Linked DNA regions of Homo sapiens: region 2 is linked to region 1. The links are chromatin loops, found by intact Hi-C in ENCODE. Cell type or tissue: PC-3. All regions are shown on one strand. Links, peaks and the distances in the headings refer to the core of each region. The heading gives the core; the rest is flanking DNA. Region 1 has its middle 12 kb from the start of PAQR3. Region 2 overlaps LINC01088 (long intergenic non-protein coding RNA 1088).

Evidence for each region. A loop is a pair of places that touch in the nucleus more often than their neighbours do. Peaks named below come from ENCODE experiments on the same cell type or tissue, not always from the same donor. Only the 100,000 strongest peaks of a DNase experiment are listed, where the experiment ranks them.
Region 2: it touches region 1 in a loop (3-fold over the local background); 2 of 110 quality-filtered maps call a loop at or near these places.

What each region holds. Positions count from the first base shown.
Region 1 is chr4:78,948,073-78,954,810 of GRCh38, forward strand. No RefSeq gene overlaps it. Among named protein-coding and RNA genes, the nearest start is that of PAQR3, 12 kb to the left of the region's middle. In PC-3, for the core only: a CTCF peak has its summit at 3,981 (motif pointing right); no DNase peak of the experiment used is centred there.
Region 2 is chr4:79,022,440-79,029,177 of GRCh38, forward strand. The region is part of intron 2 of LINC01088 (long intergenic non-protein coding RNA 1088); the gene reads left to right. Among named protein-coding and RNA genes, the nearest start is that of LINC01088, 54 kb to the left of the region's middle. In PC-3, for the core only: no CTCF peak of the experiment used is centred there; a DNase peak (open chromatin) is centred at 3,052; H3K27ac peaks cover 1,133 bases.

The DNA of each region.
Region 1 (6,738 bases), core at 2,461-4,960:
TTTTTTCTTTGTTAATCTGGCTAACAATCTACCAGTCTTGTTTATTATTTCTAAGAACCAACTCTTGGTTTCATTGATCTCTTATATGGACTTTTGGTTCTCAGTTTTATTCACTTCTCTCTCTCTCTTTTTTTTGTATGTTATTCTAAAACTACAGATTTCTCTCCTTCCATTCTCAGCCATATTTCTAGAAACAGTCTACATTTATTGTCTCCATTTCTAACTTTCCTTTTGTTCGTTATCTCATGGCAATCTGACTTCTTACCCCTCTCTCTCCCCTGGCCTGTATGAAAACTGTAACATTGAATTTGCCACACTGCATGGGAACTGCCTGCTTTCTTATAGGTATTTACAACAAGATTTAATGTCTTTTAAGGAGTATTTATTCTATTTGTAGTACCAGTGCTTTAGGTGTGATATCTCTCATCTATCTATCTATCTATCTATCTATCTATCTATCTATCTATTTTATTTTACTTTTTTGAGGTAGTGTCTCTGTTGCCCAGGCTGGAATGCAGTGGTGCAAACATGGCTCACTACAGCCTCAACCTCCTGGCCTCAAGCGATCCTCCTGCCTCCACTTCCTGAGTAACTTTGGTCACAGGTATGTGCCAGCATGCCTGGCTAACTTTTTTTTGTATTTTTGTCTTATTTTTATTTCAGAGTTCCCCTCAAAAAATAACCTACTTTTTATTTTTTATTTTTTTTGTAGAGACACGGTTTCCCTATGTTGCCCAGGCTGGTCTTGAACTCCTGGTCTCAAGTGATCCTCCTGCCTTGGCAAAATGCTGGGATTACAGGTATGAGCCACCATGCTTGACCTCTTTTTTTTAATTAAACTTTTTATTTTGAGGTCATTGTAGACTCATATACAATTTTAAGAAATGACAGAGATCCCTTGTACCCTTTACTCAGTTTCCTCCAATAATAACATCTTGAAAAGCTATAGCACAATATTACAACCATGATATTGACACTGATAACAGTCAAGGTGCAGTATCATTCGCCACAAAGATCCATTACCACAAAGATCCCTTATGTTGTGGATTCAGCCACACATACTTTCTCCTGCCCACCCATTCCTTAACCCCTGATACCACTAATTTGTTCATTTCTATGATTTTGTTGTTTTGATAATGTTATATAAATGAAATCACACAGTATGTAACCTTTTGGGATTGGATATATCGCAGTTTGTTCAATCATTTACCTGTTGAAGGACATCTGGGTTGTTTCCAGATTTGGGTTATTATACAGGTTTTTGTGAAAATCGAATTTTTCTTATCTCTGGGATAAATTCCCCAAAGTGCAATTGCTGGGTCACGGTCAGATGGTAGTTTCATGCTAGGGTTTACGATAAATACCCAACAGTTTTACAATAAATTTTCTATAAATAAAGAAGTGAACAAATAATGTTATACCAAAATCTTTAGAATGAAGATTGGGCTTGAATAAATGTATTTTTACCATCTGCACAGACAATCCTATTAACTACAAAAATGACATTCTAAATATTCTGAAACATAATACAAAGCAGAAATCAATAAAGCTTAAATGTGAGGGATAAGCTTATTCATTACTCTAGGAGTCAGGGTTTTTTAGCCTAAAATGTATTTATAGTAATAGTGAAGTCTGATTCACCAGAAATGATGTACAGACATTACACTATAATATTTAATCTCCAAATGGCTACACTTTGAAAATTAGATCTAAAACCCCCACAAATGATAAACATAACTTGATAATCAGTAATGTATATTAAATAAGTAACCACATGCTCTTTAAAGATGTTTTCCTGTTTTTATGGTGGTCCATTACAGTGTTCCATTTCAGGGTGCTCCATCAGAGTTCTTGCCTTGGGTTACATCATCTCATCCCAATGCCAAGCCCATCTTTTCATTTGAAACTCACAGCCAGCACTTACAATAAGGGTCTTCATGTATCATAGAAGGAACATGTGCTAGACCCAGATGGACGTGAGGCTGAATCTGAACAATATAACTTACTGGCAAGTTATAGAATTTCTCTTGGTCTTGATTTTCTCATCTATTAGATGAGGATAAGTCTAAACAACCTAAATAACTTGACAGGGCTTAAAGTCACACGAAATAACATATACAAAGTACCTGGCACTGAAAAAGCATCAATAATATTCAATTCCCTTCACCTATGGCATTTTAAATTTTCCGAGGAATAAATTCCAATGTTTATTTATAAATGTTGCCCAAATTTGTAGTGGGTTGTTACAGATCATTCTTATCCAGGAGATTTGAACGTGTAAATTTAACAACCCAATCATATCCAAGGAAATATTCAAAGGCAGTTGATGCAGTTTCCACAGGGCCTTCTTAAAATTAGAGATAGATATTAAAATAAAGAAAAAAAACTATGCCTCATTGAAAAAGTTTACATTTTGGGATACAAACCCTATCTTCTTATTACTTGTTTTCTTATATTTTCTTCGGTATGAATATATACACTCCAGTTCAAGAAAATGAAGGGATTTTTTCTTAATTTGGGCTGATGTATTTTTATTTTTAATAAATGCTGTCAGAAACAGGACCACCATTTGCAGAGCCCAGAATTAAACAAACACCATCTTGCAGAATGGTTAAGAAAATGCATCAGGAACCACTAATAGTAGAAATCACCTCTTATAACAGACAGGAGTAGTAGCTTGCAATAATCTCATATCTGATTTGAACTTATAAAATTGAGGAAGTTCAGTGGTGGCTTCATCATCTATTTGCAGTGTAAAATTTAGGAAAATATGCATAAAAGATGAAAAATGCAAGTTAACATAATGTTTCATTTTTCAGTGGTGTTTTGAATTATTATTGGGAGCCTGTTTGTATCAGAGAAAAGAATGAGAAGAGACATTTATCAAGAATTTAAAGGAGCTACTCTATAGTAAAAGATGATTGGGTACATCTTCAATAGAATTCTTTAACTCTATTGTGGCAAATTGAGAAATAGGTTGAAATAATGGCGTAAAACCAAAAAAATCAAGGTTGGCTCTGCTCTTTGGAGTACCAGGTACCACATACACCACAAGGCCCTGCCTAACTCAGAAGATCATCTCCATTAGTCCAACACAGAGACCTAAATGATTGTTGTGTCTTCAGAAATACCTCATGAAAAAGTGTTCAAATTACTTTGGTGATGAGATCAATTAGCATTTGTCGTGAAATCATTTACCAGATTAGCTAGTCACTACCTAGGTTAGAACCCTGAGAAAATAAAGCACAGGCAGTTTAGTTTTGTTGAGAGTAAGGGGGATTGTGGGAAGTTCCTAGCATGAAGTATTTATAAGGAAGAAGGAAGGAGGAGCTGAAAAAGGAGGTGGGAGACAGGGAAAAGGAAGCAGGAGCATCCTGGAGTCTTAGAGGATCAACTGGCTGTAAACTTTTGAAAGACAGGAAATATGGTGGGTTCACCATTGTATGCAGGTTAAATATCACAGCACCTGGGACATAGCAGGTGCACAAAAAAATATTTATTGAACAGATGAAAGAACGTATGTTCTAAAATGAGGGCTGGTATCGATTCTGAAAGGGGCGGAAGGAGAGCATTCCAAAGTAAATTTATGTAACAAAGTTTTCCTGGCCCTGGCCCTGCTGAAGCTTGTAGAGCCATGGGTATGAATATAAGAGGCTGTGGAATTTCCTTCTGTAAGATCTTTAAAAATGGTATAGATTCTTACATATCTGGAGGGGTTCCTATGAAAACCAGGAGAATGATCTGAATAATCTGAATAGCCTCTGGTTCTTTCTTCCTTGGGCTTTTGATTTGTTTTTGTTTTTCAATTTCAAGAGATGCAATGCAAAATTATATATTGCCATAATTACTACCATGCAAATAACAATAATAATTTATTGAGTTTACTGTATGCCAGACAACTTGCTGAGTGTGGAATCTCCACTAATGAATTGTCTCATTTTTATTAACTCTGAGGATTTTGTCAGTTATTATACAGTCCTCCTGCAGATGGCACTCTTCTCCTGCAGAATTGTCACCTCTTGCGCTCTGGACTTGAGCCTTACACTGAGATAGGGATGAGAAATGAGTGATTTTAAGGTTGGTACACTATGATTAAAAAAAAAATTATCTATATATGATTTGAAATTCCTAAATATGAATAATCCAGCCCATTAGAAATTTAAAGAGTTTTTAAAATACGAAACTTAAGTTCACAAAATTTTTCAATGGCTTTGCAGCTTTGTCTTTATCTTTATCATAACGGAACATAATTTGCTGTTCTATTTTCCTCAGGAAAACTAAACAAAGAATGTTTTTTGACAGGCAAGCTTCAGCTCAGAAGATGGATAAATAGCTCTTCCCCTCCCCTATGCTTCACTTTGAACTTCCCTCTCTACCTAATCTCTGGCTCATCTTTCCTCTTTTGGAGGGCCCAGGGTGATTGAGCCTGTCGAGATGAATAGCTGGTGAAATCTGACTGGTTCCTGGGTGGGCCACTGTTCATCAGGCTCACCTGGTCCAGCTGGGACTCAGCTTTTCCTTCCACAGTGTGGCCACAGCTAGCGCTGAGTACAGGCCTTCGGAAACCTGCAGGTATAGATGGGTAAAGCAGAATTAACAACATGCCCAGAAATAGCAATTTCGTTATTACTATTCCACGGTATTTACAAAGACACTGTTTTGTGCTTGCATAGCTTTCTTTATGCTTCTGGGCAAATGTGTAAAACATTTTTAGCTCTTATGTGGCTCCGGCAAGTCAATATGTCACCTCCAGTGATAGCATCTAGTTGTCTGGCACACATGTGAAACATTTAGAATTATATAGCTCAGAGCTCTGGAATTGGTATTACCTATTTTATCAGATGCCTGTGTATAGCGCTATAAGGCACTGCTTCTTAGAGTATGATCTATTGATCATCTGCTTGTGAATCACTAGGATGTATGTTAAGAACAACAAAAATAAAACAAAATCTTAGACCTGCCTTTCTTCCCAGCTGCATAACCAGACTATGAAGGATTTAAAAGAAACTGTCATTCTTGCCCTCACTAAAGCTTCAGAACCATGAGAAAACAGTGCTTTCAGGAGCTAGCAGTTCCCTGAGCACAAATTAAAAGTCTGATTTTAGTACTGGCCTCCAACTACTATCCTTTTCCACTTGGGGATATCGTTAGTGATCTCCCACTCTTTTTATTCTCAATTAATTAAAGCTTATCCCCAGAGTCTTTATTCAGTAAAGATGATCTGAGAATCCCCCTAAGTTTAGTGCTTTTTAATAAGGTCTCCACTGCTTGCTTAAGGGAACTCTAAATTCCAGCACGCTTCTTTCTTCTGGATTAAGGGCTGGCGCAGTCAGGATCTCTTGTGTAACTTTGTCCTCCTCCTACCCACATCTGTCTGGTCTCTTCTGGCCACCCTCTTTTCCTTCGTACTAGCAAGCAATGATTGTTTAAGATCTGATCCAGTGTCCTTCCTCAGAGGAGAATTCCTCGAATCCTCCTGGAAGAGGTGGTTGAACAGTCAGAGCAGTTACTGCACTGCTCCGTAACTTGTTTCCTATCATCTTGGAAGTAGTTCCCATCTTATTTGAATCCCTGGTATTAAGCCTAGGGCCTTGTAAATAGTAAATGCTCAGTAGATGTGTATTGACTCACTCAAAGATTAAAAAAAACACCTTTCACTTCTGTTCTTGTATAAAATTATAAACCAAATGTTAATAAGTGAGCTCCTTGAGCATACACCCATGGCTTTTTCGTCTGTTAACATGAACAAATGAACTTGTGAAAGAAAATGTTCTTTTCCATATACAAACAAAATGTTATTTCCATATACAAACTTGAGACACCGTGGACACTAAGGATAGGGGCCATATTTCATTCATGTTCATACCTCCAGCTCTTAGCACAGTATGTAGCACGTAATAGCACTTGCTAAATGTTTGCTGAAATAAAATTCAAGAAGCTACCCACGAATCACTCTATGTTACCTCAGGCAGTACAGGAGAAAAGGCAGCCTCACTTTTACATATGTGCCTGGAACGTTCTCACAAGCAGAGAGTTAGTTAGAGGGCTTGTCCTAGGTGCTGCAGCTATTTAGAGGTGGATGCCAGACTAGAAATCGGGGCCGTTCAGGTTTAGAGGAGTCATGCCTCAGCAGGAACAGGTGGAAAAACAATCTTTTTGAGCAGGCTGTAACGCAACATATCGTTGGTAGGGGGCAATGCTGGCACACAATATACATGAAAGAGGCCGACTTTCAGAAGAGGAGACTTGGGAAAGTTTAGGGTATCCTTTGGAATCAATGGATGGAACCATGACCAGTGTAACAGCAACCACAACCAGCACCAGAGCCAGAACTAGCACCACAACCACCACCAATATTAATGGCCATTTATTTCATGATTGGTGAATGGCAGCACTGATTTTTTAGAACCGAAGTCTTCTGATTTTTAGTTTGATATGGTTTTTGTTACACTGTGCTATTTTTTTAATAGAGTTTTTTGTTTGTTTGTTAAAAAGTTATATATTTTCCTTATAAGAATGGTATATTATCCTTACAAAAAATTAAACTTAGAGACATGGATGTTTAAGAAGGTTAAACATTCTCCTTGTTCCAGCCCCTTCCCATATACAAATAATGTTTTTAAAAATCGTTTTTCCTATGCATAAACTAATATCTACTCCTTTCGTAGAAATTAAAACATAGATACGGCTTAATGCTTTAGGCAGAGTGGACTTAGACTTGCTCAATTAACTAACTGG
Region 2 (6,738 bases), core at 2,017-4,516, 74 kb after region 1:
CCAAAAAAAAAATTTTGCCATATTTGCTACCAGATATGTTGGCAGTGGTCCCAGACAGGAGGAAGGTACTTCTAAGAAAGAACTGCATTCAAGGAGGACACCAGTTGTGGAAGGAGGAAAGGTTGAAAAAGGGGAGATTAATTATAGGCATTGAGAGGCAGCGGGGATAGATACTATTATCCTTTTCCTTAATTTTTTTCATAGTGCCTTGCATTGCACGAGCGGGCGGGCGTTGATGTTTCTCAACAGACTGGCCCTTGCCTGCCACTGCTTGGTGAACTGGCTGAGCATAAGGCGGCTGGCCGGGCTGCTGTGCTGCACAGGTGCTGCTGCTGCTGTCGAGACCCACTCTCTGGGTGCTCCATGTAGTGCTGGAACCTGGGGCGTTTTGTCCAACTGCTCTTTGGTAACAAGTGTCCAGACCTCAAAAATCAGTGTCAGTGTTTGGCATCTTCAGGTTTTGTTTTTCAAAATCCCAGGTTACCTACCTGTCATTCTCAATCGGACATTCACATTTAGCATATTAAGATTCTGAACCATGGGAACAATTATAAAACTTCTCAAGCCAGTCCACATCCCCCTAACACAGAGCAAAGAAAAAATGCTTTCAACTTAAGAGAGTTCAGGAAATATTTTTTAATTCTTATTTTTAAGTTAAAAATCGAAAAGGCTTTGATTTTAAGTCTACTGAGTAGACAGTTTGAAGAACTGAATGGCTTTTTAAAGTGAGGCTGGTTTAAGATAATATTAGAACTTTGCATTTGTATTCTTCAAACACCAATCCACATAGAATTTTACTTCAGTTATCTGGCTACATGAATGTTTTAAAAACAAAGGATAAGTGCTTGAGGGGATGGATACCCCTTTCTCATCATGATTATTTCACATTGCATGTCTGTATCAAAATATCTCATGAATCACACAAATATATACAACTACTATGTACCCACAAAAATTAAAAAAAATTCCTGTAAGACTTTTTTGTCAGTGTAATTTCACATATACAAAAATAATAGTCAGAAAAAATTATTTGCTTTGTTCAAAGATTCTTTGTGCCTGAATAGTCTATATACTAAACTGTTACATTCCTTTTACAGCCTAAATTTCACTAGATCTGAGTTCTTGCCTGTTCAAGGATTATGTGCTGAGCCATGAGTGTCTGTAGAAATATGAATCTCTGTGTGTTTAACTGTACTAAATAGATGTAAAATATAAATATTCACAGGGGCCACAGTTAAGAATTGATCAAAAAATACACTGTGTGTTTTTTGAATGTGTGTTATTTTCTCTCTGCTTCCCCTCTTACTCCTCGTGTCCCTCTCTTTCCTTTCTGCTCTTTATCCCCACACCTCTCACCCTTAACCACTGGTCCTGCCCTGCCCAATAAAGCCTCTGCACCTTCCTGCTTGTAATTTGTCGCTAATCAGCTGTCACTGTCATCGCCATGATGAGAGGTTCATCTCTGGCTGAGGGTAATGGCCTTAAAAGTCACACAGTCAATGTCAATGGGATCGCTCCAATTCAATCACTGAGCTGAATGAGGGATGGCACCTGCTGACATTAGCACTCATTTTGAGCTCAAGCATCTGGGCCCCAGTAAATAACCATCAGTGGGTGGGTCTGGGGGACAGGTCATTAGCCCCACGAAAAATAAATATCGCTTCCCTTGATGGCTGCAAGTAATTTAGCTCAGATGAGGAAATTTCACCCTAGATTAAGTATGATGAGCCAATATCAGTCAGAGGAGGCCAAACAGTGAGAGCTTGATGAGATAGAGGGAAATTTATATTCAGCTGGCTGCATGTGAGATGAGCTCAAAGAAACAACATACCCTTCTGGCCCATCTTCATGTGCACACTCAATGGTGGGCTTATCTCATTGCTTGCCTCTTCTTCTTGTTTAATATGTTTTGGGGAGGAGGGGGTTTTGAAGACTCCGCTTTGGGAAACTGAAGGCTAGATTTTGGAAGGATGAAAAAGGAGGAATGAAAAAGGAGGGCAGGGTTTAAATTTTTCTCCACGTTGCTTTTGTGACTTTGTCCTCTAGCATGTAATGTCCTAGCTTAGCCCTTTTGCCAGAACTTGGCTGGTGGAAGGGGTTTGCCTTGCCCGCAGGCTCTCACTTCCAGACCTCCCTTCCTGAGAAAGCAGACCCAGCTTTAATTGTTTTGGAGGCCCTGGAGGCTCCTTTCCCACTTGTAAATGGGATGAAAGTGACAGGTTAGGTAGGCTGGATCACTCCTTTTTGATTTTTAGGAAGGAAGAACCACCACATTTCATTCACAAGAACATCATTTTATTTGTCCCACTGATGTGATCCATCAAATCCAGACGGGTTATTAATAGAAGGTCTCTATTAGAAGCAGTTTAGCTCACTTTAGAATCATATTTTATATCTGTAGGGACCTGCCCTCGGTCCACCCTCTCCCTCATTGAACTAGATGTCTCTCAAAGCTGAGTGGACCAGCTTCTCAAGCAGTTTCTTAATATAGATATTGTTTCTCGTGCTGCCTCCTTTCATAATAGACTGTGGTGAGGGTTTCAGTAGGGCATATACTATCTGCCATTAAAATATTTTGTAAGTCATATGTGCATCTGATAATTAGCCAAAAACTTTACAGTATTTTTTAAAAGCAAGGTTTTGTTACCTGACTGGCATATCCAAATTTTGTTTTTATGATTTTCAGACCAATTTTATTACAGAGAAATGGGTCACAGCAGCAACAGTCATGGTAAAGAATGCATGCATGTAGGGTAAAAGGGCATCTTGGCAGAGGCATGCACTGGTGCAGCTGGAGAGCTCTCACCTGGGAGAGAGGATCAGTCAAGGTCTCTGTGAAACCTCTCACCTGTGTAAGAGTTCAATAGATATTTCTGGATTGAATTCATAAAGACCTGCTGTGATAACTAAATGCATCACATATATGAACTCACGGCACCTTGTTTACTTTATTAAGAACAATGATTACAATTGTAAATATAGAAATATTAAGTAATCATTTGTTCCTGACCTACGGTGAGTGCTCCACAAATATTTGATGAGTGACTGTTAAACAAATATTTGCTTTAAGTCTCCTAGACTGTAAATTTTAGAGGGATAGAGAGACTGAGTCTGTGTCCAAGTGCTGTATTCCTGGCACCAACTTAGGAGATGCCGCATAATAAGTGCTCAATAAATATTTGACAAATGAATAAGTAAAAATTTTTGCTGTGTACTTTTATATGTCAGGCACTATGTGAGGGTCTAAAAAGTATGGTCTATGCAAGATGGACTTTATTATTTGGCTGAAGAAAAAAAGATATCCACATACATGACAGTTAAGAAAGTAAGCTTGTGAAAGAGATACCCATTTTTATATTATAATCTGGTTGCTTCTGTGTTTACCAAAATGTAAAAGGAATTAAAGAAGAGAGTACCATTGTAAAACTAAGGCCCTTGAAGAATTCCTGTAGGAAAGAAAATGTGTTCCTGGATCTATGGGAATCTGTGTACAATGATTTTGTTTGGCTCTTACTAGGTAAATGTCGCCATGATATGTTCTTGTGGAATACACAAGACAGTTAAAGCTCTTCTGCCCCTTTAGTTAGTAGATGTTTGTCAAAATGGAGATTCACAATTTTGTGATATATGTAGAGAAGGTATTTTATCCATTGTACAGATGACAGAGGTAGAGGAGATAAAGAGACTTGGTCAACATACCAGACAAAGCTGAAAATAGAGCCCAAGTCTTTATCTACTAAACAGGTAAGGGAATAGAGAGCGACACAAGTGTTAAATCAGTCAAGTCTAATTTAAATACAATATCATCATTGTTGTCATTAAAGGTATCCACACAGATAGAAACGTGATATCGCATTTACAAAATAATTATTGTATTATGGATTTTTATTATAGATACTTTTGTGTGCTTCTATCAAGAAAAAATACTAATCTGCCAATATGTTCTGGAACCATAGAGGATAAAGTTTTCCGAGTCAGGTTATTTGAAGATACTAGCTGTGCTTCCAGCAGGCAAAGTGAAGAGGCGATCAAAACAATTATCCCCATACTCTCTATTTCAATAATCTGAAGTCAAAGAAAATTTCTTTTCTACCAGGATTTTTGGTCTGAGCAGATTATATTAATCAGAATATTTATATTTTTATTTTTGAAGGAAACTAGGTGACTCAGATTCTATACTTTCAATTTTTGGAAGAAATGAATCCAGAATAATTTGCATAACTGGTATTTCTAAAATGTAGAATTGAATATTTCTATAAATTAATAAAAATCATTTCATGCTAATTTTGGGAATTAAATTATTTTCTTGTTATTAGAGTATGTCCATGGTAAAATTTCTGATAAATCATATTTATCTTGAAAGTGTTTATGTTATTCTAATATTTTAGAAGATGTATACATGCAGATATAGATGCTTCATATATCAAAGTGGAAGTTGTTTCAGAATCAAATGGTGCTGTTTGTGTGACTAGCAGGTTGTTGGTTTTCTCTGATTCCTCCCCCCATTCTAAAAAATTATAGTCCAGTTTTTACTGTCTTTCCGTGTACCATGTCTTGATGTGAAATCTACAGGGGCCCAGGGATTTAATTTCTTATATATTTGTTTGTCTTTTAATACTTAACTGTAATCACATGATTTAGCCTCACTTGGTAATTCAAAAGTGATTTTTCTTATTTGGTTGTCTCCTTTTGAGAAGGTTTTGTTGCTAAAGATAAGAGGTACCAGAGCCAAGGGTTTAAGTCTGCTGATAGATATAGATGCAACATTGGTAACTCAGATTTGGTCACTTTGGTATATGGGCCAGTGTTACAGCTTAAGAGTCTTATGCTGCTTAGAGTCATTTGAATGAATTGAGGCCAGGTATTAAGTGTGTGTGAATGTGTGTGAGTATGTCTGGTAAACAGATGAAAGAAATGGAGGATTAATTGGCTTAAAGTTTTTTTTTATCATTTTTTACTAACTCTTTGTCACCACATTAAGGTGTTGACTTTCACTTGAGAAAGAAAGAAAAATTTTGGCAAGGGGTCAGGGAGAAACCAAGAATGAGAAGAAAAAAGTAGATGAATCAAAAAGGAAATAAGAGGAAGTATATATATTCTTCCAAGGAAATAAATATTTATCTTTCCAAGATAAATATTATTAATCAGAAATTTTACATATATATTTTACATCTATAAGTATAAATATATGATAAATAGAACAATGACAAACTAAGCTTGTATAAAGGCTCCTGTAGTGGGTGGGAGTTCTATATTCTAGAGGTCAAGAAGCAAAGTGCTGATAACTTATGTACATTATTCTATCTAATCTTCACAATAATAATCTTATTCCAATATTACACATGAGCAAACTGAGGCTCAAAGAAGTTAAGTAAATTGTCCAAGCGCATGTAGTTAATAAAAGGCTGAGTCATACTTGGAACCCAGGTCTCTGATCACAGAGTCCTCTGCTTTTAACCACTGCATTTAATGAATGTTTGTTCAGTTGGAATGAATGTCTAGAAATGCAGATTTTGTTTTAGGCTTTTGGTTTATGTGACCGCATATATAGGTGGCTCATGCCTGTTATCTCAGCACTTTGGAAGGCCAAGGCGGGCAGATCACGAGGTCAGGAGATCGAGACCATCCTGGCTAACACGGTGAAACCCTGTCTCTACTAAAAATACAAAAAATCAGCCAGGCATGGTGGTGGGCACCTGTAGTCCCAGCTACTTGGGAAGCTGAGGCAGGAGAATCGCTTGAATTGGGGATGCAGAGGTTGCAGTGAGCCGAGATCATGCCACTTCACTCCAGCCTGGGTGATAAAGCAAGACACCCTCAAAAAAAATAAATAAATAAAAAATAAAGAAAAAAGAAAATGACTGGAACATATCTTTGGAATGACTTTAGGAAATATATCTTTTAGGTCTCATCATGGAAAGGAGGAGGTTTTGCTGAAAAAGTAGGAGGCTGCAGTGTATTTTGAGTTTGGCAGAGAAGTTGGTGTAAACTTGTAATATTAAACCATATGAAACGACACCACCATGGAAGAGGTGAACACTTCTTCCTTTAGTCTTTGATAATAAGATTATTCTGTCTTCCTTATCTTTGAAGAAATTCACACAGCCTAAAAATAAAGGATGAGAATGAAATAGACCTGTATTTCTCAGAACTTAGTAAAATGTGGCTACCTCTAAGTTATTTAGTATTTTTGGATTATCCATACTTCACGGGCTCTTTTTTAACTCTTGTTCTGAATTTCAGATGTCACTTTCATTTCTTATTGGTCAGCACAGAAGAAGGAGTAACATTTGGCTTAGCTAGTTGTTAGCAGGTATTAGTAGGAGAAGGTAACGTTAACATTACATGGTTAAATGAGGTTTAGGGATGATTCCATTTTTTTTCTTTCCTTTTTGCATGGGTACCTGAGAAATCTTGATTATGCAAGTTTGAAAATAAGCATTACATATTTGGTTTTTTGAAATAGAAAATAAAATGGGAAAATTTCATTTATAGTAGCAAAATTATAGAAAATATCTGGTAATCATTTTATTTTTAATTTGTTTATTTTTTAATAATTTCAACTTTTATTTTAGATTCAGGGAGTACATGTGTGGGTTTGTTACATGGGTATATTACATGATATTGAGGTTTGGAGTATGAATGATGCCATCACCCAGGTAGTGAGCATGGTACCCAATAGGTAGTTTTTCAGCCCTTCCCCTCCTCCCTCTCTCCTGCCTGTAGTAGTCCCCAGTG